Linked DNA regions of Mus musculus: regions 1, 2, 3 and 4 are each linked to region 5. A link is a loop called in an ENCODE intact Hi-C map of the cell type or tissue named here. Cell type or tissue: gastrocnemius. All regions are shown on one strand. Links, peaks and the distances in the headings refer to the core of each region. The heading gives the core; the rest is flanking DNA. Region 1 overlaps Myh8 (myosin, heavy polypeptide 8, skeletal muscle, perinatal). Region 2 overlaps 2310065F04Rik (RIKEN cDNA 2310065F04 gene). Region 3 holds the start of Myh8 (myosin, heavy polypeptide 8, skeletal muscle, perinatal). Region 4 overlaps Myhas (myosin heavy chain gene antisense RNA). Region 5 holds the start of Gm40029 (a long non-coding RNA gene).

The links. Hi-C counts contacts between places; a loop is a spot of excess contacts. Peaks named below come from ENCODE experiments on the same cell type or tissue, not always from the same donor. Only the 100,000 strongest peaks of a DNase experiment are listed, where the experiment ranks them.
Region 1: it touches region 5 in a loop (2.7-fold over the local background); 3 of 42 quality-filtered maps call a loop at or near these places.
Region 2: a loop joins it to region 5, with 14 times the contacts of the local background. A loop is called at or near these places in 39 of 42 quality-filtered maps.
Region 3: a loop joins it to region 5, with 2.9 times the contacts of the local background. A loop is called at or near these places in 3 of 42 quality-filtered maps.
Region 4: a loop joins it to region 5, with 7 times the contacts of the local background. A loop is called at or near these places in 11 of 42 quality-filtered maps.

The regions. Positions count from the first base shown.
Region 1 is chr11:67,280,268-67,286,703 of GRCm38, reverse strand. Myh8 (myosin, heavy polypeptide 8, skeletal muscle, perinatal) reads right to left here. Exons shown (of 40, transcript NM_177369.3): 5 at 6,429-6,436; 6 at 3,425-3,452; 7 at 3,218-3,326; 8 at 3,035-3,127; 9 at 2,839-2,902; 10 at 2,173-2,271; 11 at 1,976-2,079; 12 at 1,683-1,821; 13 at 415-533; 14 at 179-328. Among named protein-coding and RNA genes, the nearest start is that of Myh8, 6.4 kb to the right of the region's middle. In gastrocnemius, for the core only: no CTCF peak of the experiment used is centred there; no DNase peak of the experiment used is centred there.
Region 2 is chr11:67,107,472-67,113,907 of GRCm38, reverse strand. 2310065F04Rik (RIKEN cDNA 2310065F04 gene) reads left to right here. Exons shown (of 5, transcript NR_038055.1): 5 at 1-1,447. Among named protein-coding and RNA genes, the nearest start is that of 2310065F04Rik, 9.4 kb to the left of the region's middle. In gastrocnemius, for the core only: a CTCF peak has its summit at 1,715 (motif pointing right); DNase peaks (open chromatin) are centred at 1,713, 3,157 and 3,517; H3K4me3 peaks cover 2,986 bases; H3K27ac peaks cover 3,781 bases.
Region 3 is chr11:67,273,080-67,279,515 of GRCm38, reverse strand. It overlaps Myh8 (myosin, heavy polypeptide 8, skeletal muscle, perinatal), which reads right to left and starts at 2,392. Exons shown (of 40, transcript NM_177369.3): 1 at 2,282-2,392; 2 at 2,055-2,098; 3 at 450-688. The coding sequence starts at 659. In gastrocnemius, for the core only: no CTCF peak of the experiment used is centred there; DNase peaks (open chromatin) are centred at 2,402 and 2,738.
Region 4 is chr11:67,229,637-67,236,072 of GRCm38, reverse strand. All of the region lies in intron 1 of Myhas (myosin heavy chain gene antisense RNA), which reads left to right. Among named protein-coding and RNA genes, the nearest start is that of Myhas, 4.4 kb to the left of the region's middle. In gastrocnemius, for the core only: no CTCF peak of the experiment used is centred there; no DNase peak of the experiment used is centred there; H3K27ac peaks cover 4,000 bases.
Region 5 is chr11:67,347,328-67,353,763 of GRCm38, reverse strand. It overlaps Myh13 (myosin, heavy polypeptide 13, skeletal muscle), which reads right to left. Exons shown (of 39, transcript NM_001081250.2): 17 at 5,758-5,875; 18 at 4,841-4,964; 19 at 4,058-4,194; 20 at 3,275-3,530; 21 at 1,568-1,810; 22 at 15-191. Gm40029 (a long non-coding RNA gene) reads left to right here and starts at 3,312. Exons shown (of 3, transcript XR_879955.3): 1 at 3,312-3,759; 2 at 4,165-4,295; 3 at 4,703-4,993. In gastrocnemius, for the core only: a CTCF peak has its summit at 3,158 (motif pointing right); a DNase peak (open chromatin) is centred at 3,177.

The DNA of each region.
Region 1 (6,436 bases), core at 2,051-6,050, 68 kb after region 5:
ATATACTGATTGCTCGATAAATTTAGCTGTTATCATTTTCTGTTACCTTAGATTTTTTACTCTTGTATTAGGTTCAATGTTGGAGTTAAGCAATATATACAATATAAATAATTGTCACTTAGTACATTGAAGTTCAAAATTGTGTCCCTCACTTCGTATTATTATGAAGATAACTCACATCAAAGATCTCAAAGCCAGCGATGTCCAAGACCCCGATGAAGTACTGCCGGGGCTGCTTGGTGTCCAGCTGCTGGTTGATGCGGGTGACCATCCACAGGAACATCTTCTCATAGACAGCCTTGGCCAGGGCACCCACCGCATTATACACCTTTGCAGACATAGTGATGTTTGTTAGTGTTATTAAGTCGTGTCATGTAGGCCTCAGAGTGTGATTTATGGAGAATATGTGCTTACTTGTTGAACCGTCTGGCCTTTGGTGACATATTCATTGCCAACCTTGACCCTGGGATAGCAGAGGGCTTTGAGCAGATCAGCAGAGTTCAGACACTGGAGATAGGCAGCCTTGTCAGCCACTGTGGTGACACAAATCAAGAAGTGTTTACCAATGGGCATCCTCCTTAGCCTGCCCCTTCATCTTTCTCCTATGGAATTACTCTGTTGTTTAGGTTGAAAAAAAAAAACCTTTAAATCACATAACAAAAAGGCAAATGAAGTTCTTTGCATGTATATTAAGGTACTTGGTAGTCACTGAATGGTTGGTCACTTATACTGGCTTTTTAATGACTTGTTGCAAGTAGGATTTGAGAACAGTTTCATTAACCACAATAAATAGTGTTTATGGTGACACTCAGTTCAAGGTTATGAGACATAGTCTCTCCCTTTAAGACTTCAGGCATTGCTGGAAGGGTAAGATAAATAAGCTATAGCACTCACCATTAGGGAGGGTAAAAGACAGGGGAACTGGACTCTTCCTGTGTCTACCTTTCTGAATTTGACCTGATCAAAGGAACCTACTTCTTTATCTAAAAAAGCAAGGGTTAACGTAAGTGGGTGACCCTCTCTAAAAGTCCAAAATATCTAGGCACATCTAATATGTGCCATGCTACATGTCAGAATGAAAGGGAACTGCTAAAGAAGATGAAGGGAGAGGGACAGGGAGGAGGGCATGTTTTGGGGCAGGTAAGTAACTGGGCAGTGGTTTCTATGTACCCAATGTTTCTTTCTTCATATGTTGGGCACACGATTTTTCTTTGCTAGCTCATTTTTTATCTTTCTTGCTTGTTGCCACACACACACACACACACACACACACACACATCACATACATATATACATATGTATATAGGAGCATCCTTTACCTCTCACCCTATACAAAGAGGCTTTCTTAGCTAATGCTAAAACAACATGTGAATCTATCATGTATTCAGACCTAGATGTGCCAGGACAAAGCAGGAATTCCACTTCATTCTGTCTCCAGTTCTCTGGCTCTAGGTCAGCTTATACATGGCTGCTGAGGCTTGACATACCTTATTTGAATGGGCAGTGATGATGAAGTGATGGAGGAGTGTACAAGGAGGGTGTGGGGGGAGCCATGTGTGTATACAAGTGTCCTGTAGTCTTCAGAAGTGCAGTCCCAAGGAGATATGGGTATGGGATGGGGTTTAAAGTGTTTCAGTTTGAAAATTCTCCTTTTCAAACCTACATGGAGGGTATTTTGGTACCTTCAGTGCCATCTGGCTCAGCCTGCTCCTCCCGCTGCTTTTGCTTGAACTTCATGTTCCCATAATGCATCACAGCCCCTGTGAGTTTATAGATGGACACTTTCTCTTCAGGTGAAAAGCCAAGGATATCAATGGCACTCTAGCAGAAAAGATGAAAGGGCAGAGGTTAGGGTAGAAGACACTATGAGAATTTATAATCTACCCCAATGTGACTACACCTCTGTGGGGCTTGCTGTTGCCGTCCCCATACATCATAGGCGTGTTAAAAAGTGTGTGCATATACTGTGACTTACATCTGTGGCCATCAACTCTTCTTGGTCATCAATGCTGGGCACCGTGATCTCCCCCTGACTGACAAAGGCGTAGTCATACGGGTTGGTGGTGATCAGGAGCATTTCTGAGCACACAGAATTAAGGGTAGATGTTTGACATGAGAAATTGCTAGTAGACATTTTTACCTTCCAACCACAAATTTAAAGTTCGTCCTTACCAATTAGCTCTGGCTTCTTATTGGAGGTGATCTGATAAAAAATGTGGTAACTTCTTTCAGCTTTTAGCTGGAAAGTGACTCTAGACTTCTCTAGAAGATCTGGAAGGAAAGAGGTCAAACTAGGAAAACATTCTTTTGACATATTGTAAACTTTAGTGTCTTTGGCCAACACTGAGGGACACTGCATTTGGCTCCACTGGGATTTCGGTGTGCACATCCTGTGGTTACATATAAGGACAGGTGCCATGCACCTTTCTGTGTGGGTGTAGCCACTGAAGCACACTTCTTCCCTGAAATTAGTTTCAAATGGGGGAATTCACGACCTCTGTGGGTTAACCAACTTCTAGTGTCTTTGCATCACCTCACATTATCTGTGGTAAAAGTCTACCTTTGAGACATTTACCATATTGGATATAACTGGTAGGTAACCCTGGGGGTGGGAAATTCGAGTTGCTTCTGAGGTTTGGAAGTCCTCTGGAATGGAGATGGGAACATTAGCCTGAGACTGAGATACTGAACTGTGTGGGTGTGTCTGGCATTAGCTCACAGACTCTAGTGGCCAAGTGCTGTTCTGCAGCCTTCTTGCATAGAAAAATGGTGCAGAATGGCCCTGTAACCAAGCTGGCTAGTCTCCCCACTTAGAGTTTCAATGGTCCAGTTACTCACAGGTTTCAATATCAGCTGATGCCAGTTTCCCCGTGGTACCGAAGTGGATTCTGATGAACTTGCCCTGGAAAAGATAAAGACATATTTAATACTAAACACTGAAGCACATGGAGATAAGCATCTAAATTATCAACTTAGATGGAATGACCCCAGCAAGTAAGGACAGGTAGGGCCCCTCTGTGATCCAGAGACTCACAAAGCGAGATGAGTTGTCATTCCTCACGGTCTTGGCGTTCCCAAAGGCCTCCAGCAGGGGGTTAGCACTGATGATTTGATCTTCCAGGGTCCCCTACATGGGAAAGAGCAGTCTTTGCATCTGGGGATCCAAACTTCTGGGCACCATAGCAGTCTGGATCCACATTCAGGCTACCAGACCCACCTGCATTTTGCCAGACTCCTCCTTCTTCTTGTCCCCAGTGACTGCAATTGTTGCAAAGTACTGGATGACACGCTTCGTGTTCACAGTCTTCCCGGCCCCGGATTCTCCGCTGTTAAAACACAGGGGAAAGGAGATCAGAACTGTGCAATCTACCAGCAATGGTTAAAACAGTTGCTGCCAACCAGAAAGAAGAAGAAAGTCACATACGTGATCAGGATGGACTGGTTCTCACGATCTGGGGAAGCAATAAAGACCACGGGTCAAAACTAGTTGCATATTCAACAGAAAGTAATGAAGACAGGTGATCCCAGACTCATCGACTCTTAGAGCAAGATTTGTGAAAGCAAGAGGCAAGGAACCACCTATTTTCTTTTTTTCATTTTATTGATTTTTTGTTTGTTTGTTTTAGTAAATATCCATAACATAAAATCTATCACCTTTTAAGTTTTCTGTGTGTCTTTGTGGTGTATAGGTGTGTAAGTGCATGAGCAGCTGTGTGTGTGTACAACACAGAATCCCAAGACTGGTCTGCGGGGTGGGGGGTCTTCCTTGATCACTCTGCACCGTATTCACTGATGCAGGGTCTCCCAGTTGAACCTAAAGCTCACTGATACATCCAGTCTAGCCATCCGGTTTGTTTGGGGGAGAATCTTAAATGCCCCAGGCCCAGACTGCATCTGCTTGGTTGCTAGGGGATCATATCGTGTTCGTCATGCATATGTGGAAGTACTTTATTTGTGGACCTGCTTCCCTGGTTAGACTTATACTATTTTAAATGTACAGTTCTGTGGGATTATGTTCTCTCATGTTGTATAGCCATCAGTACCCGCTGCTTTCTGACATCTTTTCATCTTGTAAAAACGACCCCCTGTACCCATTACATAGCGGATTCCAACTCCTCCAGACCTGGCACCCACTCTTCAGCTTTCTGTTGACAACGCTGTCTATTATCAAGCCATTGTAAGAACAGAATCACACAGTATTTGTCTTTGTGACTTTTTAACTTAGCCTCATGTGTGTTGTAACACTGCCAGAATTAACTCTTTTAAAAGGAAAGGTACTATTCCATTGCATGAGCATTCCATCCTTTGCCTAACTATTTATCATCAGGGTGTGTGAGCTTCGTGCAGATTTTTGCTGTTATAAATGATGCTGCTGTGGACTAGATCTGCAGAGACGTCTTGGAATGTCTGCTTCCATTCTTTTGGCTAGCTTCCCAGAAGTAGGGACCATTGATCAGACCCTAGTTATATTCCAATTGCTGGAGAACCACTTTACTGTCTTCCATAGCAATTCTGTCATTTTACATTCCCAGCAACAGTGAATGGCATCTTTTTCTCTACTACTTTATTTTTTATTGTAGTTATCCAAATACATAGGTGGATTTTTTTTACTTTAAAAAATTATGTTATAAGAACATTTAAATGCACGTAAGAGCAGAGACTATGATAATGAGACTTTGGGCACCTGCCCTACAGAGTAATAGTCATTAATACTTGGCCAATTTCATGGCATTACTATGCTATTCCAACCTCTCTGGGTTATTTTGAAGAAAACCTCAGACATCAGGTGATTTTAGTTATAAGGAGTAACAGTTGCAGGATTATGAAGTCATTAGAGACCTTAGATGTTGCTTAGGTAAAATCTCCCACTTAGCAGACAGTGAAGCTAAGACTTAGAAGAGAAAATGGCTTCTTAAATGTGAGTTACAGAACTAGTTAAGGTTGAAGATAGTCAGGTATTTTGACTTCCATTTTGCCTATTTTTCAACTTCTTGTTCTCTGTCCAGTTTTTCATGTCACTAATTTGACTACTGGTGATGCCAAATAAGAAGTGGCCTAATTAATTAATTAGCTATATAATTAATTAATTAATTAATTAATTTTATTTCTCTTTAATATAGATATTTATCTCTATGTAATAATGTATTTTATCAAATTTCTAGTTTATCAACTCTACAATTCTGTATTGATAGACTGGATTTTTGAAACTTCTAAATTTAAAAGTATTTCTAGAGATAACCAATACAAATCTACATGTTATTTAGATGTATGAACACACTTAGACTTTAAAAACCTTGAGCTTCTGTTCAAGGAAATGGGTATGGATTTTGGATGTATGAGATTGTCTTCTTTTTCTAATAAAATCATGTACAACTGTATTGCATCTAGGAGAACAGACAGGAAAGCAATGGCTCAGCGCTTCAGCCAATATTGGGATAACACTAAGCAGATCGATGCCATGGTTCTGAACAGATTTGTATGAAAAGTGTGATTGGGAGCCCAGGCGACTTTAAATTTGGGGTAGCTCCAAAGCCTGGAGAGTCATTCGGTGGCGGTGGATATGGCAGTTTCTGGATACTATAACCTCCGGCGGAAGCCAACACCGGGGTAACTTTGAGGAAGGAGGGCACAGAGTCCTTGTGAAAGTCCAGGCCAGTCTGTCATAGTGGGGGGGGTCCCTGGTGTGTCACTTTCCCTACCCCCACCCCCTTTAAAAGACAATCTATGAGCAAGAACAACAAAATGAACAGAAAACAAAAAAAGAAATGTGCCCAGGTACCAAAACTCCACAGAAGAAAGGGAACATGGGAACTGAGAACATATCCAGAGGCATTTATATGTGAAGATAAAAGGTTTTAGTGCTGTTCTGGGACCGATCATGAGTGTGCTTTGATAATGCAGAACTAGCAGACTTGAATAGGAGAATGTTTCAAAGTCCATGGGAGGAATTTTATAAGTTCTCTTTATCCATGCTCTATCTCCAGCTTACTCTTGCTCTGTCTCCAAAGCTGGCATCATCGGCTGTGTCATTTGAAAATCCACATAAGAATTCAGAGTTCTCTGGATATGCCTGAGACCTCTTTTTTAGGCTGTTGAGAAGGTACTTTTAAAGGGATCTGTTTGAACTTTTTTGTATCCAAGTTGGAAAAAAAATGAACAAATCTGTTTTCAGAAACTGGCTCTTTGCTTTATCTGAGTTGTTATTTGCTAGCCCTGTTGGCTTGGGCAGGCCAGTGAATTCCAGAGTGTCCCCGTTCACATCCTAAAGTGGAGATGACTGCCGGAAAGAGCAAATGTCATGGCTGTGGTTGTTGTTTGGAAATGGCAAGTCCCATGAGGCACGGGTATCTTATAATAAGACTGGGATGAGCTCCGTTTGCCCATCCCAATTGTATGTGCACATCCCTATAAACAGATGCCCCACTCACCCGTCAGC
Region 2 (6,436 bases), core at 1,045-5,044, 240 kb after region 5:
GCATCCTATCGACTTCTAACATTGCATAATCCCGCAAGACCCCTCTCCCCTATTCTCCTTAAGGAGCCCACATAATCAGAAAGTTCTCCCATGAGAACCTGAAGGTAGGGTGGTTCAGGCAGCCCTGGGGTTAGTGGGGCACATTGCTGCCAGGATCGCCTGAGGGCTTGCTAGGTTGGAGGGATACTTACTATCCCTTCACTGTTTGACTGGATCAGAAAGTACGTCTCTGCTTTAATTATCTCTTAGGGTGGGCTGAGGACAGAAGAGTTGGATTGTGGGCATCGGTTCTTGTCACAGTTCTTACAGGAAGCTTTGAGGTTTGAGTCCGCTTGGCAGGGAGGAGGCGTCACTCAGGGAGCATGGACTGTGTTCTGGGGATTTGAGATTGGGGGACTGTTCTCAAGAGAGACCTGGGGTTGTGCTCAGCCTTGCCCAATGCTTGGGTCACTCTAGTCTGGAATGGTCACAGAAGTGCAGTCTCTGTCGGAGAAACCAAACCCTTTGTAGGACCTGTCTTGAACTAAGGAAAGAATGGTAGGTGGAACAGAGCTCAACGGACACCGAGAGCATCTCCCAAGCGACAAGACCCCCCCCCCCGGCCCCCGTTAGTGAGCGTGAGATGTTCGTGGGCAAAGACACGGGAATGGGTTCTCAAGCAGAGGGGATGCACTTTATGATCCATCTGCCATGTTTGCAGGTGAGTGAGTGAGGAGAAAAGAACGGTTACGTGGAAGACCCGTTACGGACATGAAAGCCAACCCCACCTTGAAGATGTCACCGCGGTCCCAAGTTGTAGGTGGACGCCAGAAGAGTATTTAGACTCAGACCCGGGCAAACTAGCGGATGTGCTACTCCAGGCTTAAGAAAACCCAGGTGGTTAAAACCAAGGCAGCATCCCTAATCTGTGCTTGGTCCAACAACATGGCCATTTATTTGTGGCTCACCGCTGCCCTCTGGTGGCACTCTCCAAAAATGCAACTTGGTTTTAAAGGTTGGGGATGGCGAGACTGACTTAACCAGTTTGTTTGTTTGTTTGTTTGAGTACATACCCTCAGTATTTGAGTCTCAGGATCATTTTGATTCACCTGCATGAATCAAGTCACGTGATTAGAGTAAAAGGAGCAGAATTCAGCGTATCTCATGCCTTTGTCTGGCCCTGCCATTGTCAGACAATTCAGCTAGCTCTTGGGAACTGCTGTTTCTATCAGACACTATTGTGTGGGGCCTTTTATCTGAGCTGTAGCATTGATCCTCTAGGGTGGGTGCAATAATTATTCATGTTACAGATGAAGAAATAGAGGCGCACAGATGTCTCACTCTTAACATATGAATATGGTATTGAGTCCCCAGTGACACCAACCTGTTAAGATGTCACTCAGTACCCACCCAGTCCCGCCCTGAGCAGAATGAATGGACGGGGAAATATAATTTTAAAGTACTGTTTAAATAAACACATATTTTCTGTATGTTTTTTAAGTTTGAGACTAAATTCTAGATGTGCTCTTAGCCTGGCATGCAGAGAAGGAGACTCTGGGATGGAGGGGGCGGGACACAGACATGGAAACTCTCTCGCTTTGAAAAGACATAGTTTCTCGGGATGATGCGGCTGTCTGATGGGCATTGGGGAGCGGAAAGGCAGATTCTGGAGTTTCAGAGCTTCTGAGTCACCTACCCTCTCTTCCTGCAGCTGAAAACAGTACCCACTTTGGCCTGTAGGTGGCAGCTTAGGCTCAACAGAACCCAAGTCTGTTTTTTGATACCCTAGTTCCCACCAGCTGGGAATCATTTTCAGATGGAGGTTTGGGGGTGTTATAAACTCCTGATGTATGGAGACTGTGCCTCACATACTCTGGTTTCGATGATCTTGTGGGTGACCTGGGCAATTCGGTGGTGGTGGTGGTGGTGGTGGTATTTTGCTTGCTTGCTTGCTTGCTTGCTTGCTTGCTTGCTTGCTTGCTTGCTGAGACAGGTATTTGCTATGTTGCCTCTGCTGGGGTCTGAATCCTGGGATCAAGTAATCCTCTTACCTCAGCAGCCCAGGTAGCTGGACATAAGAATCTATTTATTCCACAGGGCCCGACCATAAACATCCATGTTTTACAAAGCTCCCCAACTGACTCTCCCCACCCAAGCTAGAAGTGGCAGTTAGCACACGGAGCCCCTTAGTCCCTGTGAGTTTGCTGAGCAGCTTATTTGACATCCTTTCTTCGTTCCACCTCTGCAGTGTAGCCTGGATCCACAGAAAGAAGGGAAGAGCAGAGAAGGGGCATCGTAGGAGGGATGGAGAATGCAGTTCAGACAGAAGAGAAAATGAAAAAGGGTCTTCTCAGACCAAGAGAGGAAGGAGTCTAAAGGAGTGATTAAAACACGTTTCATACCTTACAGAAAAGAAATAGGCCATGTGAAGGACAAAGGATTGTTCCAGAAAGCAAGAAAACTTGCCCCTTCTACTAACTAGAGCTTTAACAGGAATCCTGGTGAGGGCACTGTGGGTATCGGGGTTTTGGGGGGAACCTGGCCAGGCAGGGAAGTGGCAAGGGGTTTCAGGGGGTGTGGACAGCAGAAGGGGCTTCACAGGGAAAGTGGAGTCTTCCCATGTGGACATATATCCTGAGAGACATTAGCGGCTACCAATGGTTCTCTCTTCTCAACAGCTTCATGCCCAGTGTCTTAGTCAGGGTGTCTATTCCTGCACAAACATCATGACCAAGAAGCAAGTTGGGGCGGAAAGGGTTTAATCAGCTAACACTTTCCACATTGCTGTTCATCACCAAAGGAAGTCAAGACAGGAACTCAAGTAAGTCAGGAAGCAGGAGCTGATGCAGAGGCCATGCAGGAATGTTTCTTACTGGCTTGCTTCCTCTGACTTGATCAGCTTGCTTTCTTATAGAATCCAGGACTACCAGACCAGGGATGGCACCACCCACAATGGGCCCTTGATCACTAAGTGAGAAAATGCCTTACAGCTGGATTCTCATAGAGACATTTCCTCAAGGGAGACTCCTTTCTCTGTGATAACTCCAGCTTGTGTCAAGTTGACACACAAAACCAGCCAGGACACCCAGGAATGGTGGCTGGCCAGAAATCCTCCCTAGCCCAGTGCCCTCACAAAGAGAAAGGGCCATGTACAACAGCAAGAGCATCTGTTGCCATAGCAACTCATTAGGCACAGCCCCAATGTCATGGCCCATGCTCATCTTCGGGCATAGCCTCCATCTTTGAGCACACACACACACCAAATAAAAGATTCATACTTAACACTCAAAACTCCATGAACAAAATTTTAAATTGTGACAGGCTTCCTCTTGAGCTTTTACCTCAACTTGAATATCCGACAGCATTGCTGTGGCATTTTCTAATGAATGCAGGCTGAGGTAGTGGGGAGTCCTTCTCTGTCCAGTCACATCTTGCAGGAGCTACCTTCAGCCCTTGGCACCTGAGGAATATTATCACAGATCTGTGGGAACTGTGCTTCTGGCAGAGCGGTGGTGCCACCTAGTGGGAGAATCTGGTACCAAGCTCTCAAAGATGACTCCAAGCACAGCATGTCTTCCTGGAGCCTCTGGCTTCCTAGCAGTTCTCCATATGGGAGGCAATGCTTAGGACCTTGCACTGTGGTAGTTGAGATGGAGCAGATGGGAGACTGTGTGGACAGATGGGTCAGGAGGTAAGGGGAGAGATAGGTGGGGCGTTCCCAAGTGTAGCACTGTCATATACACAGATAGGGAGATCCGGAGGCAGATTCTTGCCCCCTACTTTCCCATCAGAGAAGTGAGAGAGAAGGTGGAGACTGTGTCTCTAACCTCCACAATCCTCACTTCACCTACTTGAGACAAATATGAGAAAATCAATTCCTAAGAGCCTTTGAAAACACAGGGTATCTGGGCAGGCACTGGAAATACAAAGATGCATAGCTGGAAAGTTCGGCACTACTGAAGGTGACCTGGGTACCGACGTGGCTGAGGAAGGGGGAGCAGGGAAAAGTCTAGACTTGGTAAGCTACAGAGTGAGTTCAAAGCCAGCCTGAGCAACTCACAAAATAAAAAGTGAAGTACAGCCTGGGGGTGTAGCTTAGTGGTAACGTATCTGTGTAGCTTGTGTGAGGTCCCAGATTTGACCTTCGTGATAGAAGGCAGGGGCTGCTTCCAGAAACATGTCAGAGCGTGCACTGGTGGCTGAGCTGGTGTGAAAGACAACCCAGCAAGGCTAGAATTTCAGCAAATGCAACATGACCATGTTTGTGGGGAATCAAGCGAGGGCCCTTTCTTCTGCCACAGGTGGGACCCAGCGAGTGTCATTCTGAGACAAGGGTGCTTGACCAACTGTAACAGAGGCCAGGAGTGTTTGGAAAGAACTGTGGCAAGTTACACAGATTCCACGCAGGCCTCTAAGGAGACCTCTGTTGCTCTGCAGAGACTCGGCTGTGACATGATTACCCTGGACACTGAACATAGTTCCCACTTTTCTGTGGCTCAGTTTATTCCAGTGGGAAAAGAAGATGCATTCCGCACCTGGACTTGGAGATTTTGATCCTTTCCTGGGTTGGCAACATGACCTTGGATGCCTTTCCATAGGGGGTGGCAGCAGCAAGCTGTTCTTAGTAAGCCCCAGGACCATGAAGGAAGTGACTGGCCCTACTGTGTCCCAGACAAGCAAGCCAAGATGTTTGCCAGATTGAGTAGCTAGATAGGTAGGTAGGTAGGTAGATAGATAGATAGATAGATAGATAGATAGATAGATAGATAGTATATACACAATTGATTGAGTATATAAATATAGATATAGTATACACTCAATTGATTGAATATATATATATATATATCAGCTTGACAGTGCATCCAATCCACAGAACAACAGTAATGGATTTCTCCCCCAACAACAGTAGTGGATTTCTCCCCCTCCCCACCCCCCAGGCCCTAGAACCTCCTAAGCTATGGGCTTTTGGCCCAGTTTACAATGCCAGACCTCAAATCCCCTCAGAAAAGGGTTGGTTAGCCTTGTAACCTTTATGCCACTTACGCCCACGGGCACACACCTTTGCCCATCAGATAAGTATTGCAGCAGTCAGGGTTCACATCTGGGCAATACCACTTAATGGCTTCTCTCCTACAGCTGTCATCTATGGGACCTCCAGAACTATGGACGCTATCTATCAGGGAGGAAGTCTTCAGGTCGGGTCCAGCCTGAGTTCTCGAAACCAGAGTGTATTGTGCCTTCAGCAATCGGATCTTACCATAGTTATGGTGGAAACCAAGAGCTTGTGTTATTTGGGGGAGGGGTCTCTGCAGCCTCCTTGACCAGTTACTCCTAAAGAAGTATCCCGAAGCCTGGCATATTTTAATTTAATAACCCATACCTTCTTGGAGAAGCACTGTTCGCCCATGAAGAGTACTTGTGTTCAAATGCCTTTAAATTTTTTGTTTTTGCAATTCAGCTGCAAAGTGGTGGATTTCCATATGGGTTTTATATACATACACCCTTAGTTTCTGATTAACCCACACCTACCCCTCCTTTTTCTTCCCCCTCACTTGAACCTTTAATTCCTGGGTATTTCTCTCTCCTGTTTTCATATTACAAGAGATCATGGGTTCCTCTTCTTATCGGCCTTTAAAACCCAAAGGGGGAGTTCAATGAAGTCATGAAACACACTAAGGAAAACCGATATGAAAATCGCTCTTTCCGTGTAATGATTAATATTCAAGCTGTCTTTTTAATCTCTGGAGCTAGCTCAGGATGGCTTACGCCACAGAACCACTGTTAATATTTTCCTACAAAGATGTCAAGAGCCACCAAAAAAAAAGCCTGTGTGCATCTCTTATCTATGCTTCAGACAATGGGGCTAAATCGATAGATTACTACAGTATTATGAGACAAGACAGAACCTGAAGAGAAGAAACAAGGTCATTAACGCTGTGCTCAGCACCTAGCATTCAAGCCCTGGGTCAGGGGTTGGAATCTCAGCTTAGGGAACAATTCTGATGACAGGCTAGAAGACGCCTACCAAAGTCAGGGACTCTTGCGGCAGGTGCCCATTCCAGTGTCCAAGTAGCCGTGCTGGCAGTGCCGTGTGATCCCTCGCTAAGAGTAAAGGATGTAGGTAACTGGAAAGCATCCTAGCAAAAGCTGCCCCTGATCATAAGGATGAAGTCACAGTCAAAGAGCTGATTTTCCCCTGGAAGATTAGTCTTTATTCTGCAACGGTTTGGAAACAAAGGGCTGTACGCTTTTGCTCCTACTGACCAATGGTAATGTCAAATCTTATCAGTGGGAACTTATGGACCACATAGCCCATGGAAGGTCCTGTTAGTGTAGGGATGCTAAGGCTGGGGCTGGACGACAAATCGGGTAAATTAATCTCTGCTCCCTACCTATGCCCTTACTTGACTCCCTTCCGTGGGCTCCTGGGCATGTACTGTGATTGACACGTACTTCA
Region 3 (6,436 bases), core at 757-4,756, 74 kb after region 5:
TATTGCAGTACTACTCATGTATTTAACGAGATTTCTCTTCTTTTCCTTTTATTCTCTTTTGTTAGGCCAAGCATTTTCAATTTTTTTCTCATCCCACCCATTACAAGAAACTTCTTTAAATCTATCAGTACTTTATGGAACTACATAAGTAGCCCAGGAACTTTTGTGATAGAACTAGGTAGTTTTATTTTTTTCACAGGCTTAGAAATTAAGACCTAGATGTAGGGAAATGTAGGAAGATAGTGGAGGCCAAAATTGATGAGTTGAATCCTGAGGGAAGTAGGGAAGGGGGAGTTCTGTAGCCTGCACCCCTTTAGCTCCCAAATCTTGGGACCAAATCCTAGGAGGAGGATATTCATGGGGCCGCAGGATCCTTAGCAAGGAAGAGCTTGCCTCTAGATTGAGCCAGAGAAATGATCCCAGAGAGGGCCCTCTGTGTTTTCACTTACTGCTCCACTTTCCGTCTTCACGGTCACTTTCCCTCCATCCTTGCTTTGTATAACGCTTTTCACATAAGACTCCTTGGGCTCCGCCACAAAGACAGATGTTTTTGCGTCAAAAGGCTTATTTTGGGCCTCAATCCTCTCCTTCTCCGATTTTCGGAGGTAAGGAGCAGCTTCGCCAAAAATAGCCATCTCCGCGTCCGAACCCGCACTCATGGCTGCTACTTATTTAGCCGAGGTTTCAGCTTTTGAGGACATGGAAGAGAGAAAGAAAAAGCAAAAGTCAGGACTGTGGATGAGGATTTGAAGTGTGGCAGGCTGAGACCCCCTTCTGCAATCTGATATCTTGTGAAAATTTGAAGACCCAGTTTTAGAACTTGGCAAGTGTCCTCGCCAGAATCTTGACTCCCAGGAGTAGGTACCTACAGCTTTGATTACAATGAAAACCTTTCCACCCTGCTTTCCCCTCTGAACTATAGTGATCTCTGTAGTTAAAGCTGTTGACGGATTGTTTTACAGCAACTGTCATTACTTAATCCTCTTGTCTCTTGCAGAATGTCTGCATCTGCCACACTCTGGGACAGTCACCTAGTTAGGAAGGAAACATGGCTTTGTGCAAATGAAGGCTGTTGGTATTTTTTCAAAGCTACCAGAGACACTTTCTGATCTTTTAGATGACCATTGTTGCTCAAAACCAAAGGACTGTTTCCATTTTGTTGGTATTGGATATTATACCTCTCCGTGGTCTGTTAGAAGTTCCTAACCAATTCTTGGTTCTGGATTTTCATCCTTTGGCTAGGGAGCAGGAGACTTAGCACTGCCCTGGTTCCCAAATCTCCTTTGACGTGAGAGATTTCAGCTCTCAGTTTGACTGATTTAACTACAGAGAAATGAGTGCTTCTGCACAGAGGCTCTTCTTCCAGTGGAAATTCCATGGGGTTCTTTTCCTTCTTCTCAGAAAAAGAAAAGCGTTAAGAGTTCATCGCATGCGCAAACGTTATTGACTGGACATGGATCCTTGAGCCTCTGCTGCAAAGGCATGTTACACTGGTGGACTGTTAGCTTTACTCTCAGGTACTGACTTCTGTGGGTCTCAGTAGAATTGCTCCTAAATTATGCACAGTGGCTAACACTCTGTGGAAAGAAAACCTGCTCTTTTTTTTCTCACAAAAATTAAGTGAATCCTTAAAAATAACTCAGATATGTTTTTAACAAGATGTTTATGCTTCCAGTTTTAAGTAACACTGTTTGAAAAGCATGGTGTGTGTGTGTGTGTGTGTGTGTGTGTGTGTGTGTGTGTGTGTGTGTGTGTTCAGTGCTATACAGGAGGCTTGGCATGAAATAGCTGGTTGCCACTAGAGTTACAGCTGATAACTCACTGACAAAATTCATGCTGTCCCAAGTGTCCCTTTAATCCCAGGCTTCAGTGAGGGTAAGTAGTCTCTGAGAATAAGACATTCTGGAAAAATGATTTCCAGCATGTACAAGCCGTCCCTCAAAAACACCTCCTGCTCTAAAAACATGGAAATGGCGGATAGTTAAGAACTATTCACAGATTCCTTAGGCTAAAATCCCCTCTGTCATCAACAAATGAAGAAATCCAAGTCTTACCTATGGAGCTCTGGATGAAAACGTAGAGTCACGCCTGTCCTTCACTGTGAAACAAGAAGTGTCCCCGTTAGTGATGATCAGCAGTCCTGCACATATAGTATAGAGTTTAAAAGTTCCCCTACCCTCAAGCTTAAAGAGGACTTGGTTCATGCTCGGAGACAGCCACTGGGTTCTTGCTGCTTGCCCCCAGGGTCCTCAGGCTCCCAAGGCTCCCATCCATCACTTACCTCTGGGCTCTTGGCGGAGATAGGGTGTGAGGGGCAGCCCTGCTTATATAGGAACAGAAGTGCTGATGCTGCAGCTCCCTCCTCTTTGTCAGGGCCAAACACTTGGCAACAGGAACCCTCGGCGAAGTTTGTAGCGACATTTGGCATCTTCGGATATAATTAGAAGTATTCATATCATTCAGAGTATGTGAACCAATCTCCTATAAATAATTTGACAAGGACCATTTTGCCCTCTGAGAATGCTTTCTAGTGTGTTGGGAAGGGAATCTTTGACAGCGCCTGGTGGGCCTTCTCATAAGTTAGTTCTTAAGAGTTATATTCAATTTGGCAAACTGTCATGCACGCCTGTCCTGTGCTGCCAAAGATCAGATGCCCAGCAACTCACTTTCCTTATTTGTTCCAACAGGAGCCCCCACACTGCATTCCCTTGGGCCGTCGCCAGGGCTCATCCTTGGAGCCTGACTAGGGCAGCAGAGCCAAATCGAGAAGAACCTTTATGCTGAGTCTCCACCATTGGACCAGTGCCCACCCTGCCAGCATGCTGAAGAATTGTTATTAGAAGTTAATGCATTCATCATAGGGAAAAATACGGAAAGAAAAGAGAAAATGCACCTAGACTTGTCTGGAGAGATAGCATGGGGGATGTAAAAGGGGTCATACTTTATATACACTCATGTCTTAACAACCTGCCTTAATGTTAATGTAGCTGATTCAGGCTATTAGTATAATTAACATCCTTATTTTTTAAAGAAAATATTTTATGGCTATGCTTTTAAAGTTAAAATCTTCCTTTATAAAGTTATTTACATTGAGATATAATTTCTATATGGCCTAACTTATTCATTTTAGGTAAGAATTATGATTTTTTTTAACTTCACTATTTGCTTTAGCATGCAAATATTCGCTGACCATGAAGGCAGGGATGTCGTACAGCTAGAGTCCCAAGAGCTTTGGCAACCGTGTATAATTCTGTAGCCACATATATCTTATTGGCAAAATCAACACTTTATAGACGAGGCTAAATTTCTCCTTTATTTTGTAAAACCCAGACTTTGAGGGTGCATTTTCTTATGTAGTTCCTGGGAAAACTAAATTGGTAAAATTGTCATAAAAAATTGGCTCGTAGACAATGGACACTCTAAATGTTTAAAGTGTACTTTAGGTACTTGCCAACTTACTTTTTCTGCTCTTAGTTCATTTCTTCCATTAATGTGTAAACAATATGGAAATTTTTCACAATATACAGAAGTAGACTAATCTAATGAATGCAGTGTATTTCTGATGGGTTGTTCATGGTCCAGTTTATTAGTATCATCTTCCATCCCCTCATTACTAGATTACATTACTAGATTATTTTGAAATCATGTACTATAAAAAATCTGGGTAGGATTGCATGTGCTTGAGATAAAATTTGCGTTTTCAAGTTCTGAACAACTTCTTGCGGTCTAATAATGCTCTGCTGTAGCAGCTCCAACTTCTAGAACTTGGATCTTCTAGAAGACCTAAATTAATAGGCAAATTAAATTTCGTGTAAAGGCTTCCTTTATGTCTTTGATCCTCTGGGTGCACTGTAAAGGGATTTCTAAAACTTGGAGATTCAGGGTCATACCTATGTTACTTTATATTTTCAAACTAATGATTTTAAGGAAAATGTTAGTTTCGTAATTTATTTTTAATTAATTCTTAATTAAATTCTGTAATTAACTAATAGTTTACAGAAGCATTATTATTCCTGCCCTTTCCACTGTTCTGTTCTTCCTGTGTGTGTGTGTGTGTGTGTGTGCCCACATATGTGCACACGTGTTAGGATATGAGATTGGTTTCTGGATTCCATACTTTCTCCCATGTTTTCATGCAAAATAGCACATAGTTTTCCATGTCTTTTGGGAGAATTTTTTATTATTTATTTATTCATTTCAATGTTGTTTTGACGATTTGTTAAGTCCGGATCTGAGCTTTAGAATCCGGTTGTCAGGTGTGAAAACCCTCTGTGGAATTCCGATTTGGATCAAGTTGATTTAACAGGTTCATTGGACAAGCACTGAGAGTTGTGAGCTGGTTCCTTCCCTGGGTGTGATATATTTTAGGTTTACTCCAAGTCATCATTACATTTCCTCTCTAGCACTTTTCCAGGTCTTAGATATTTTGCTAGGATTTTTTTTTTAATTGTTGAATGTATCTATTTTTTCTAGTACACTTTTTGCTCATTGATTACTGACATATGCCAGACACTGGATATTCAGAACTACAGTTTTGTTTGTGGGAGCAGTTTGCCCAAGTAATTCAGAGTCCTCTGCACTCAGGGTAGGGAGGTGACACTCTTTGGGGTGATAAGACGCCAACACAAGCTGCTGTGTAGGGCTTCTGGAATAGCTTTTTAAAAATATAATTTACATATTCTTATTTTATGTACATTGGTGGTTTGCCTGCCTGTATGCCTGTATGAGAATGTTGTATCCTTGGAACAGGAGTTACGGTCAGTTGTGAGCTGTTACGTGAGTGCTGGGAATTGAACCCAGGTCATCTGAAAGAGCAGCCAGTGCTCTTAACTGTTGGGCCATCTCTCCAGCCTCCCAGAATGGCTTTGTTTTTATAAACAGAAGGAGGATTCCATGTAACACCTTTGTTTTCCCCATCCTCCCATTTCCCTATGTAGAACACAGGTGAACAGCTGGAGACAGTCTTTAATGAAGGGTCAAAAGAATTTTGGAGAACTTAGCCTTGATATTTCTGAGCTAAACTTTTCTAGAGAGTCATTCACTGGTGGGTCATAGAGTATCGGTGTTTCATGGGTTATCCTTGCACTTGAACTCCAAGGCACCCCAGGTCTTGCCACTAGTGATCTTGCCTGCCAGGAGGAAGCCTCAGCCGAGCGCCTCAGCCCTGAAACATGGCAGCCATCCCTTCCAGTGGCTCGCTCAGCTTGGGCTTCTCGTCCAGCAACAGTTCTGAGTACCGGGGCACTCTGTGCCCCACTCTCCGGGTCTTCCCAAGGCTGACCCGGGCCACTGTGAACCAGCTTTTTTTTCAGGAAGTCTACTCTCCTATTCATGGCCATAGTGTTAGAGTCTTCTGAGCAGAATACCTCCCGGCCTTCAGAAGCCAGATCAACAGTAGCCTGACTCCTGAGACCGTGAGTCATCCATCATGGCCAGGTCAACACCAGGTCCCTGTCCTGACCTGTCAGAATCAGTAGCCTGCCCAAGCTTAAGTGGTGCTAGGCCATAGCCCCACCTTCCAAACCCTCCCTGTAAACTAGGACGCCTGAACGGATACCAGCAGCAATGGAGTTTGGTTCATAGCATTTAACGTTATTGGCCCCATAACTGTGCCTTGCACAAAGCAGAAAATAAACTCACAGCAGCTGTCCTGAAAAGAGAGAAAGAGAGAGAGAGAGAGAGAGAGAGAGAGAGAGAGAGAGAGAGAGAGAGAGAGAGAAAAGAATCATTCATTTCTTCTGTTATGCTTTTACATCTCTTGCACCCTCTGCTGAATTCCCTCATTGCTTCTTTTTTAATGGTTTGGTTTTTATGACAGAACCTCTTGTAAAGCAGGTTGTCCTCAGACTTTTGTAGCCAAGGCTGGCCTTGAACGCCTAATTCTCCTGCCTCCACCTCCTGAGTGCTGGGATTATAGACACATACCTGGCTTTGCTCCGTAATCACTTCTAATATATATATATATATATATATATATATATATATATATATATATATGTATATATATTTGAATTTTCAGTGCATCCTTTACAAATAATCACAATTTTGTGTTTTCTTCCTCTCTTCATTTATGTGTTATTTTCCTTCTCTTATTTCATTGTCTGTGACATTAAGGAAAATGTTGAATATTATCCAATATATTATTGTACGAGTATCTTTACTTTGCTCTTATCTTTATTTGTATAAAATGTTTCATTTTATAACTTTTTTGATAGACATAATAATAGCTGTAAATTTCCATGGGAAATAAACATGATATTTTGATGCATGTATATGTTATGTATTGCATCTGAAGTCTTCTTTTTTAAGTACTCTTTTTTAAAAGATTTGTTTATTTATCTATTTTATGAGAGCACTGTATCTATCTTCAGACACACCAGAAGAAGGCATTAGATCTCATTACAGATGGTTGTGAGCCACCATGTGGTTGCTGGAA
Region 4 (6,436 bases), core at 1,210-5,209, 120 kb after region 5:
TGGCATTCCCCCTATGATCCTCACAGATGAGGAAATACAGGATTCTGAGAGTTTGTATATATTTTCTTATCTATTGCAAACACATCTGGGAAAAATTTAACACCGTTTAAACCTTACATGGTCATAAAAGTTAATTGTGTGTTGTAAGTCATTGTGTTAAGTTATATCACCATGTGTGAGTTGGGATATAGTCTCAATGCTGCACATGTCTTTATAAAATGCACAGAACAATGTCACTAGGGGGCGCTGAGGTACACATTCCTCTCTTAGGGATGCAAGGTTACAGTTGCACACAGACTCCTGAATCTCCCAGAAAGTTAAAGTATTTGTAAAAGATTGTAGGTGCTTAGGGAATGTCCAGTAGACAGGTTTTTCAGGTTTTGATATACATTTTGTAACACAGTTGAAACCTTGACTGAGATATTCATAGCCTGGTTTTTGTGGTGTCCAGCCATGACAGCACATCAATAAAACATCTTAAAACTCAGCAAGTCCAATTGGTATTTGTTTTCTATTAAATTACCCTGAGACTCCCACAACATCACTACTGGGAAAAGTTACGGATTCATTTCTATGCCAGCCATTAATTGTGGTCTACAAACTTTCTCCAGTGGTGTCCTGCCTTCACTTTCAGTCTTCTTCCCCTTTCCTTGGTCCGCCATATCAGGTGTATTCTCCTTCCACATTTTCTATTCTGAGTTGTAAGCTCATAGGTGGACATATATCTTCTTCCTACACACTTTGTTTTGATGAACGCTTCCCCAACTTTCTTTTTCCCCCGTCCCCCTAACTCAGCTTCATGTATTGCTACAACATCCTCTTGCACATACTTACCCACCAGAAGTTGACATTTCCAAAACCAGGAAGCTATAAATAAGCTAAAACCAAGATACAACACACAGAACTATGGAAAATATATGAACCTAAAAGTCAGAACTATGTCAAGACTTGTGTTCTTATGTTGCTGAATATAAATGGGAAAATTCTGTCTTGGTGACATAGTCAGCCCTGGCCCCAACATGTGCAGGAGTTTTACTCACGCACTTCTTTCCTTCCATACCTGTCTACACCTTTCCTCCTCCTCCTCCTCCTCCTCCTCCTCCTCCCCCTCCTCCTCCTCCTCCTCCTCCTCCTCCTCCTCCTCCTCCCACTATTCGAAGAGGAAGAAGCACTTACTAGATGTTATAATTAACTCAGGGCACAGAGTCTTAGGAAAGCAAGTCTCAGAATGGGAAGAATGGAATGTTTTGTCTCTCTGTAACAGTCGCTTCACTTCATTCTATAGGGTTCCATTGATTCCTGGTGCAGTATTTAAACATAAATTAATGGTGTTTCCTTCCTCATTGTCTGACACTTCAGGGTTGAGGAATCATAAGTGGTCCCCACCATCCAGGTAACATTAGTAATTAGTGTTTGAGAATCTAATTTCCTGGGTATTGGTGGACTATAATGAGAAATAAATCAGCAGATAATTTTAATTCCTGCTCATGTCCCCTTGAATCCTTGCCTGCTTGATCCCAGCTAGACAGCAAGACCTGCTTTGCTATTTTGCTCCAGGAGGAGGTCTTGGAGATTAAAAGCCAAAGTAAATCTTAGGATTTACTTATCTCTTTGAGATCTGACACTAGGAAACCTTTAATGTAGAAAAAAGTAGCAGGATGCCAGGGCCACAACTGCTGACAACTGGCATCTGCCACGGTGCTGGAAGGAGAGGAAAGAGGATGCACTACCTTCCCTCGTGGTGGCACATCCACAAGGCATGGCCGTGAAGAGGGAAGATTCCACTGCGAGGAGAGACAGAGTCAGCGTTTTAATTTTCAAGAACAAGTTATTAGTGGGTATGTGTGGACTCTATAAATTTCACTGTGTGAATGATTGCCATTTGGTTAAAAAGGTCAAAGCTAAAGAACTATCTAAGAAAAAAATGTGTTCTTATTAAATACATGCTGTCGTTGGAGGACATTCAGAAATAAAATGTGACTAAATACAGCTGCTTTTATTTAAACAAGTAAAGCAGAGATCATTATAAAATGTGGGTGTGCCTCTAGTAACAGGGCCAAGATGACAGATGTAACCACTGGAGAGAAGATGCGAGTTAGGGCAGAACTCGAGGGAAAAGACAGGGTAGTATAATGAGAGAGAAGATGAGATGAATTAGGGAGGGGGGAGAGGGAGGGGAGGAAGGAGAGGAAGGATGGTGTAATAAATGGGTTAAAGATAAAAGCAGTACAGAAAGTGAAAGACCAGGAGAGGCCAGGATGGAATGACTGCACCACAGAGACAAAGCAATACAGGAACTGAGTAGGTGAGATCGGGCAAAATCAAGCACAAGGTGAGGTTGTGTGGAATGCCTGAAGGAAAGTATATGGCAGCAAGCCTAAACGAGGAGAAGAGATAAGACAGCAAGTACTAACAGGCCTGGGTGATGAGCTAGGATGTACAAGTGAGTGGGAGGCATAGGCAGAACAGAAGAACCGAAGAGGAAAGATGACATGGCTTAGAACAACTGGACGTTTGCGATAAGACTGGGTATAATGCATAAAACCAAGAGATAAGATAGGGCAAAGTGAAGGGAGAGGAGAGACAGGGAAGGATCAGTGGTTGGAAGATGAGCACAGGATAAAAGACAGGATCTGGGCTGAGTGATTCAATCAGATGAGACTGGAAGCAGTAGATGAACAAGAAAAAGCATCCAGTAGTTGCTCTAAACCCCAAAGATAGAACAAGACCCCAGGCCTGCATAGATGAGGCTTACATTTTGATGTGACAGAAACATATTGTCTATAGTTATAGTGAGCCATAAACAACAACAAAAAAATTCATAGTAATTGAGAGAAATGAACTATTTTAATTTTTTTTTAATTGTAGGGGTTTTTTGCCTGCATGATGTCTGTGCATCATATGTGTCCCTAATTCCCACAGAAACCATAAGATGGTATCAGATCTCCTGAAATTGGCATTAGAAATGGTTGTGGACTGTCATATTTGTGCTTAGAATTGAATCCAGGTTCTCTGGAGGAACAGCAAGCCAACTGGGTGGGTCTCAACTTCCGTCTTGGTTGTTTTTCTATTGCTGTACTAAAACCCCAATGGCCAAGGAAAAAGAAAGTGTTTTTCTCTTTTAAAACACACTTTTTAATTTGGCTAAATGGGTTTCGAAGGTCAGAGTCCATGGTGGTGGAAGAGGAACAGCTTACATCTTGATCCACGGCCATGAGGCAGAGAGAGCCAGCTGGGAATGCCATTAGCTTTTGAAACCTCAAAGCCCCTCCCCCACAGTAACAGACCTCCTCCAATAAGGCTATGCCTCTTAACCCTTCCCAAACAGTTCCATCAGCTGGAAACCAAGCATTCAAATACATGAGCCGATGTGACTTATTCTTATTAAGTCAGCCATAGTGTGCCAAAACATGATGGTAGGAGGTGATAAAGGATTCCTGAAGCCGGGAGAAACATGATATTCTAAGTTCCAAATCCATGGACCTGAACAGCTAGTACAGCTGGCTAACTGCACTCTTAAGAGGGGAGCATTACCAGTGATGCTTGCAAAGGAGTCAAGGACCACCTTCAGGATCTGTCCTTTATGTGAAGAGCAAACTAGAAAGTGATGTCGTCAGAGCTCTCTGGCTGAGGTTGAGAATGACTGAAACTTGGGATGGAAGCTCAGCTATGTAACAGAGTAGATCATAAGTGATGGTGGGTTGAAGAAGATGGCAGCAAAGACAGAAGTTGATGGCCTTTGAAAGAACATGTGGTTCGAATAAGGGACATTCCCCACAGGCTCATGTATTTGAGTATTCAGTCCCCGGGTAGTGACACTGTTTGAGAGGTTATGGAACTTTTAGGATGTGGAGACCTGCTAAGGAAGGACTTCACTGGAGGAGGGCTTTGAGAATCATAGTCTATCCGGGCTTCCAGCTCATTCTGTTTCCTGGTATACTGACAAAATGTGATCAGCCAGTTTCCTATTTCCTGCCTGCTGTCATATGGTCCCCACTATTATGAACTCTTAACTCTCTGGAACCATAAGTTAAATGAAACTTTCTCCTTTAAGTTGACCTTGGTCATGGTATTTTGTCACAGTCACAGAAACTAACTAATATAAAACTTGATTTATTGGGTATGGGGAAAAAATGAAAAAAAAAAAAACCTAACGTTATTAAGGCTGATCCTGAGATTTTGAGCATGAGCAACTGTTGTCATTACTGTGATAGGATATTAGATATAACCTTGCTCTGAAGAAAACAGAGGAGGGGCATGGACTCATTGTGTCTATTTCTGGTTTGGAAATGATCATTAGCAGAGACTGAGCATAGATCTCAGAGGAAGGAAGAGCTAGGTTTGAAGTATAAATTCACAGCTCATCGGGCATGGATGGTACTGGAAGCCAGGAGACTAGATGGAGCCACACAGAGAGGAAATGTAAAATGAAAATGGAGAGGCCTTTGCAGTAACAACCCCTTCCTGTATTGCTCTGACACAGTGCGTGATACCCACTAAACCACGCAAAGAATTTGATTGTGTATGCTGTTATAGTGTATAGTATAATTGGGGCTAGTGCACAAATTGCTTTAAAGTATAGAGACGGGACAAAGCTTTTGTGGAGCGTATATTCGCAACGGCCACTTAAAAAGATAGATTTTTACCATGTCAATGTTAACAGCCTTCAGAAGATAGAAGGAAAATGATGCTGAGGAAATAAAGGCTGAATTTTACTCCTACAGGTTTGAGAATAACCTGTAGGGGGAGAGGGAATACTACCCAAAACGCATTCTTCTGAATGGCAGTAGAGTGAATGTGGGACCTTGAATCAGAACCTGGTTCAAACAGCTCAAATTCTTCACTTGTAAAATGGGGGGAAAATTACCATTTCACTGAGTTGTTGTAAGTGAGCCATTTATAAAGATAAAGGTCATAAAAGGATGATATATTATACAGTCATTTATCAAGGCTGTAGCAGCATCCACCGCCATCCTAATTAGTCAAACAGTCACACAATACCAACCCATTAACCAATTAACTTACGGCATATTAATATCATAAAAAATAGAAGCGCTCAAAATGGGACTTGAGTCCATTACACTGAGTTTTCAGGAGCATCTGGAGATCTGTCAAAGGAAGAGAAAGAGAAAAGATAGGATAGGCAGAGCCATGAAGATAACCGGAAAAGATCAGAGTCTTAGAAATCAGAAAGAAAGAGAGAACATCCCAAAAGGAAAAGATGGTCAGAGGCATTCTATCTGCGTGAGAAAAGTCGGGCTGAGGACTCAGCGTTTAGTTCAGAAAGTGAATAAATCACTAAGGATCACAACAATGTCACTGAAAGGGAGACGAGGGGACAAACATTAGGCTCGCAGGAGCTGATGAGTGGGGGAAGTGAAGACGCCGTGTATGTACATCAATACTCAGAAAGGAAGTTTCAAAAGACAGACAGTAGCTGGGGAAAGGAGAACATGGGAGAGTGTGAAAGACGCCAGTAGATTTGAAGGGATTTGGGAAGAAAATGGAAGAGAAAGATATTCCATTGCATAAACTTCCCAAGAGGGTTGAGGGGTGAGTTCCTTATATGAAGATCAAGACAGTAGGAATGAGAGACAGTTTCCACTTCCTGACACTCATTTCCAGCTTCTCCTAGTTTAAAATACTTTAGTGCTAACAACTATTGACAATCTATGTGATAAATTTTATATATACAAGGCTTTACATACAATGCATGTCCCCAGTGTTTACCACAGCCTGATCAATACGTTGATCATCACACTTGCTGCACATTAAGTCTTGAGAACATAGCTATCCTGTAAGCAAGAGCTTTGTATCCTCTCACCAATATTTGTCCGTTTCTCCCAACTCTCAGCCCCTGGAGAAACTCACTGCTTCTATGAGCCTGACATTTTAGACTCCACACAGAAATGAGATTGTGCAATGTGTGTCTGGCCTATTTGACTTGGCACAATGTTCTCACTGGGCAGCCACTGTAGTTACAAATGGCAAGGTCTACTTTTGAATGACTTTGTAATACTGCATTGTATGTTCAAAGCAATGTTGTTTAATTTCTTCCTTTTCCCCAATATATATTTTTACAACCCTAAAAAGCCAGGTATATAAGACAGGTATAGGACTTCAACACACACTGTTAAAATATTTTATGTCATAAAATATTGCCACATTGTATGTATGTTTACCTTATGTGTCCATTAACAAGTTATTGAAACTGTAGCTATTTTGATACTTTTAAATTTTACTTAGTCTAGAATTAAAAGTTTCGTAACCATTCTGTTAGGGTATTGAAGCCAGCAGTGGCAGCTCCCTCCTACAATTCCATCACTTAGGAGGTTGACAAAGGATTGCTACAAGATTCTTTGGACCATCCTGGGCTACGGTGTGAGACTATCTCAAACACAAACAATATGAGGGTGTTCTGCATCGACTGTGTGTT
Region 5 (6,436 bases), core at 1,358-5,357:
CCACATGTGCTTACGTCATCCGTCTGCTGTTCCAGCTTGACATTGATTTTGATGAGACCGTTGACTTTATCTTCTTCAACCTGCAGGTCATCCAGGGTCTGCTGATGGGCTTCCTGCAGAGACTTCTTTTCTTTCGTCAGTTTGGAAATGGTTTCCTCAAGCGCTGTCATTTCTTCAGAGAGGTTCTTCACCTAGGAGAAAGTCAGCAACTCATCTAATAGTGAAGCAATGACTCCAGCAGCCCCCAACAACAAAACCTATGGCTGCCTTAGCTACCTATGTGTCTCTAGCTTCTAAGCATTCTGCGGCAGGCCATTTCTCAGTTATTTTTATATACATTTTCTTATTTATTTTATTTCATCTTATTTTAAAGAAAGTCTTCAGATAGTTCCTGGGCTGGCTCCAAACTCCTAGACTTAAGAGATTTTTCTGCTTCGGCCTCCCAAGAAGCCAAGAAATGGCACAGATCACTGTACTGGCCAGCCTTGTGGGGGTTTGTGAGACAGAGTGTTCCCGTTCATTTCATCTGCACTTCCCCCTACTGAGCACCAGGGGCTTCATGTTCATCTTTGATACCTGATTCGCCTCGCCTGATGCCCCAGTGGTGCATTGTGCTCTCTGTGTGACTCTACCACATTCTATGGCATGGTCCCAGTTCTGTCCCAAGCAAAGCTACTGAAAGCATCCCTATATATGCAAACACTTTTATATGTGTTCCCAAAACCTTGATGGGAAACTTCCTTAGTCTAACACAAAAACAGAATTGTTGGAGTTGTAGGGTATATAGAATGTTTCTTCCTTTCCTTTCCTCTCCTCCCCTCCCCTCCCCTCTCCTCCCCTCCCCTCCCCTCCCCTCCCCTCCCCTCCCCTCCCCTCCTTTCCTTTCTTTTCCTTCTCTCTAGTCTTTCTTTATTTTTCTTTCTTTCTATTTCTCCTTTCTTCTTCCTTCCTTTTTATACAAGGTTCTTATGTAGCTCTGGCTCTCCTAGGACTTGTTATGTACAGCAGGCTGGCCCCAGGCTCACAGAGATCTGCCTGCCTCTGCCTTCTGAGTTCTGGAATTAAAGACATGCACAACTACTCCTGGAAATTTTTGTTTTATGTGTACGGATGTTTTGTCTGCATATAAGGACCTATGTATACCATGTGTGTGCAGTTCCCATAAAGTCCAGAAGAAGACATCAAATCCCCTGTGACTGGAGTTACAGACTGTTGTAAACCACTTTTGGAAGAGTAGCCAGTGCTCTTGACTGCTGAGCTGTCTCTCTAGCCACTAGATTCCTAATTGGACTAAGTAATGCCAACCGGCTTTCTCTACATCCTTCTAAGGCTTGAGGGTGCCTGTAGTCAGTCCTTACTGCCAAGGAAATGCACAAGTTAGCAACACCCCCACCCCACCCCCCAGGGAGAGTTGTCGGAGAGCTTGTGGAGTGGAGCTCAAGAATGAGGAATCATACCTGGCAGCTGCTTGCTATGTAGACCAGGCTGGCCCCAGTTCCTGCCTCCCACTTCTAGGTGATGAGTGAAGGCTGGCGGGAAGCCTGTGAGGAGCCCTCAGTGTACCCACCTTGTTCTCCGTGGCGTGCTTTTCCTTCTCGACCTTAGTCAGGGTCAACTCCAGGTCGTCAATGTCTCTTTTGAGAGAAGAACACTTGTCTTCCAGATTCCTCTTCTTGGCAACCAGCTCAGAATTCATCTCTTCCTCCTCCTCCAGCCTCTCATTCAGTTCCTTGACCTTTGCCTCCAGTTGGATCTTGCTTTTGATGAGACCCTCGCATCGTTCCTCCGCATCCATTAGATTCTCTGTTTCCTGAAAGAGACGGGTCACTGTGAGTTCTGATCAGTTATTTGTAAGCCCTGGAAAGAAAGAGCCTGACCCTCAAAAAGCCAGCACCTAAGCTGAGCTGAGAAGTAGGCTGGTTGTACGTGCACGCAGGCATTTACACAAATGTCACCTATGTGCTTGTTTAACCACTGAGGACATCCTCACTGGCAGCCAATCACTCAAAGTAATCTCATGCGAAGGCACTCATGGAGTTACAGGTTCATTGTAAACAAGAAAGCCTCTCCACCAGTCAAGAACCACGTGATCTGCATCCTCCATGCGAAACAAAGCAGATTGGTGTTTTCAAATGTCTACTTTCTACCTGTTAACATTCAACAGAAGGGGGCTGTCCGTATGTCCTTGGCTGTGCTTTCTCCAGCAAGAGAATGGGAGAGTAAAAACACACAGGACTAGGTGACTGAATAGACCCATGTCCCAGAAGACTGTAGTGAGTCTTGTGGATGGGACCAAGACTGGCTATTTATGCTCAAAAGCTAAATCAGCCAACACCTTCCCGTTGTAGAGTATTTGGAGCACTAGACACACAGTGCAGGGCAATGGACGGAATGAGCCAGGGAAGAGTCCTTGCTAATGCTCTCTGAACCTCTCGACGCCTCAGCACACGCTGGGCACTTGACGTGCGTCTGATTCCTTGACAACCATTCACTGTGAGTACTGTTATGGTGTTCATTATGTCCTGTTACGGTGCTCATTTTCAGATGTGAACATGAAGCCAGACAAGAGAACTAACAAACGCTAACAAGAGGGGGAATCTGGGAGGTTAACACAGCTGGATCGGGAACTCCTGTCCTCTGAGCCTTGGAAGGTGGTGCTCCCATGGAGAGCACTCTCTCTACTCATGGGGTGAGAGTAAGTGAGAGAACATGACTGTACATCAGGGGAGATGCAAGGGAAGTCTCTGAGGGTTTGATTAAGAGAAAAAAATACATTTCCTGGAGAGGAAACAATTATGCATCCAGAGTATTGTGGCCCGTGAATGTGGCTCCGTTTCCCCCGCCCTCATTTCTTTGGTAAAGATGAATTCTCTAAAGAATTTTTCAGAGAATAATCATATATTGAAAATCATGCATGGAAAATTGGTTTCTGTTTTCAGTTGGGTTATAATTTTAATGATTTATTTTTATTGATACATTTAAAATGTGGAGTTAAACATTTAAAATAAGTATTCTTATTTTATGTTCATGAGTGGGTGTTTTTCTTGCTGTGGAAGACAGAGAAAAGACCAGAGAGAGCATAAAGTTACTCTGCCAACATGTTTTCTGGGGAAACCAAGGCCAGCCCTGTTCCTACTGACCGGATAATGCTGCAATGCTTGGTAGGACCACTAGGTGGCACCACTGCCTCTTAAATAGACAGCTAAGGGGCCCTCCCTGCTCCTTCACTGTCCTGGGAATCTGTACTTTGCACTCTCGGGTAGAAGAAACTTACAGACTGGACTTGCAACTGAAGGTCATTTTTCTCCTGCAGCAGGGAGACCATTTTCTCCTCCAGCTCCTTCCGACGAGCCTCAGATCTAGCCAGGTCTTCCTTGGCTCGTTCGAAGTCCTCCTTCATGGTGGCCATCTCCTTCTCCGCCTCCGCGCTCTTCAGCAGGGGCTTGATCTTGAAGAACAGGTTCATCCAGGGCCAGTGCTTGACGTTCATGAAGGAACGAACATTGTACTGGATGCAGAAGATGGACTCCCTGGGCACCCACAGGACTTGGATTAATTACCCATCGTATTGTACTTGCTAGTTCGTTTTCCATTTGAACCCCTCCCCGACAGGTCTCAGAATCTTCATCCTTCCCAGCTGGGTAGGAGGTGGTACACCTAAGCATTGCAGAGCCTATGAGTCTATGTGAATGAGGGCACTGGATGCAGCAGGAAAAGATTAGGAAGAAGGAAGGCTGAGCCAACTCCATGCCAACTCCAGTATGTGAACCAGGCCAGAGGCTTGCTGTGCCAGGTCCTCCTTTGCCTAACTATAAAACTGCCATTGTCTGAAGTATTGAATCTCTCTCTGCGTGTGTCTGCTTTCCATGTATCCGTGAACTGTTGGAAGGCAGGGTTTGTTTCCCTATCTCCAGTGCACAGGATGGCTGCTCAGTCACTACTGGACAAATGAATGAATGAATGGATGAATGAATGAATGAACATGCAAAGACCCAAAGAAGGAAGTGATTTCCAGGTGCTGAGTAGGAAGGGGGGGGGGGTAAGAGAGATGAATTACCTCCTCTCCATCATTTTCTTGAACTCCACCCTCATCAGGTAGCCCCTGCACACTGCCTGTGTGCGTGTCATTAGGGTCACCAGCTTCTCGTCTCTCATCTCTTCCAGAAGCCCCAGGAGCCCAGCTTTGAAAAACACCTGCATTAAAAGAGAGAGGAGCCCAGCTGTGTCCTCGGCAGGTGTTCAGTCAGCCTCGTGATAGAGCCTGTTTCTTCTCAATTCCATCCTTGACACCTGAGGTATTTCCAGGCCTCCCGTTCTGCGGGGGTGGTCTCTGGTTTTGTACCTCTTGGGCTGCTGGTAAGGCAGTGTGCTCTAAAGTAGCTTCCAGGTCCATCAGTCACGTAAAGGCAATCATGACAGACCCAGAAAGTAATCACAGGGCACAACTGTGTCCAGGATAGGATTGAGTCAGTGATATATGTCTGGGTGGCTGCGCACAGGACACATACACGCACACAGTGACCAGGAGTCCTTCCATTGGTTATCATTACCCTTCTCAAGCTTACTCTGGGATCTCTCCTATTTTCTATGCACACTGAGGCTCTTTCTTCCCCTTTGAGAGTCTCTCTCCTGGCTCTCTAGGACCTAAGAGTTCCCCTGCTTTTTGCTCCATTTTCTGACTTAAGCTTCTTGACTCTTAAAGATCAACAACAGAGCCGGAGCCCCCCAGCCACTGCCCCAGGGTTCCTCTGCCAGGACTGCAAGACCAGGCTGCTCAAGTTGACTGGAAGAAGAATGACCCTTCCTTCTGAGCAGGAGTCTCCAGGCCACCCGTCCTCACCTTGGTATGGCCGAATCGGAACTGCTCTCGGTCCACATCGATGGAGTTCAGGAGCTTCTCCGAGGCGTTCTTGCTGTCGATGAACTGCCCTTCCGGGATGGCACTGGCGTTAAGGATCCGGTACCTGAGGAGAAGAGACACTGGTTCCGACCTCTCAGCATGGTCTTATACCTGAGACCAGACCCTTCTAGAACCTTCTGCTCCACTCTTAAGAAGGTAAGCACTATTTTGCTAGCCTGAGGTGAGGGGAGAGTCCAGGGGTGAATTCTAGGGTGTGGCGGAGGGAAAGAAACATGAAGGAAGGAGGAAGGCGGGCTGAACATCTAGCTCAGAAAAGTTGCCTTCAGAGGAAATGGCTCTTCTCTGACCTGGAAGAGCTTTGAATTAAACCGTGGCTTAGAGACCTCAGCCCTCCTAACCCTCAAGGGGTCTGGACTTCTGGAAAGAAAGAGTTGTTCTGGGGCAGTGGGTTTCAACTGGAAGACTTGGATCCCAGGGAACACCCGGCAATGTCTGGTGCCTTTGATGGTCATAGCACAGGAATGTGGTATGTGGTTTGCTCCCAGCATCTTTGGGTAGAGGCCAGAGATGATGCTAGGATGCTCTAATGTACAAGAACACCTCTCTGTGAAGGATCACAGAGTCCCAAATGTCCATCAGTCCTATGGTGAAACATCCTTCTTTAAAGTGACAGTTAGACCTAGCCTGTCAGTCAGGTAAGGTCTGACTGTACTGATAGACCACCTTGGGTCATTCCAAGATGTACACTGGACATGGGATCATCCTTATGGCAAAGTGATGTTTATAGAAAACCTTCAGAAGCTTGTTGGTTTATCAACCACTTGGGCCACTTTGGATGGAACGTGTCTATAAAAACTGTCCCTAAAGGAGTTAGAGACACAGAAGAGCCAACCTACCGTTGTTTGAAGTCAGCATAGAGGATTCGACTGGGGAACCCTTTCCTGCAGATCCGGATGCCCTCCAGGACCCCATTACAGCGCAGCTGATGCATGACCAAGTAGTGGTCCATCACACCTGGGGAAAGGGCAGGGTGTGGGACATTGGTGGCTTTTCACTGTCTTGATGATCTGAGACACCCATGAACTTCTTCAGTATCAACAGCACTTAAGTGTGTTGATAGTAGCGCTAAGCGGGAGTCTGGGAGTGACTGCAATGTGTATAATAAGCCTCACAGAGGAAACGCTCCAGTCTTCCTGAGAGACTCCGGCACCCCATGAACATGAGAATAAGAGATTTATCATTCCTGAAGCCTCAGTAACTATGCTCTGAGGAAAGCAGGGGTATGTGGAAAGGGTCTGGGAGTTGCTGTTAGACAACCTGAAGAGTCAGCCCACTTCTGCTTAAGGGTGAAAAATGTCTAATGTACAGAACCTGCAAGCCAGATGTGAAACAAAATCGAGACAGAAAGGAAGGCAGGAGTTGGAGGCTGAGTGTATTGGGCTGATGGCCCTCTTCTCAGTACCTGCCTCAGGGAGCAGGGGTTGAGTGGAATAGTTGGGGCCAGAGGGACCAGAGAAGCCTATTGACTGAAAAGCCAAGGCCACTCTTGGAAACCAGCCTGGCCAGAAGGTTAGA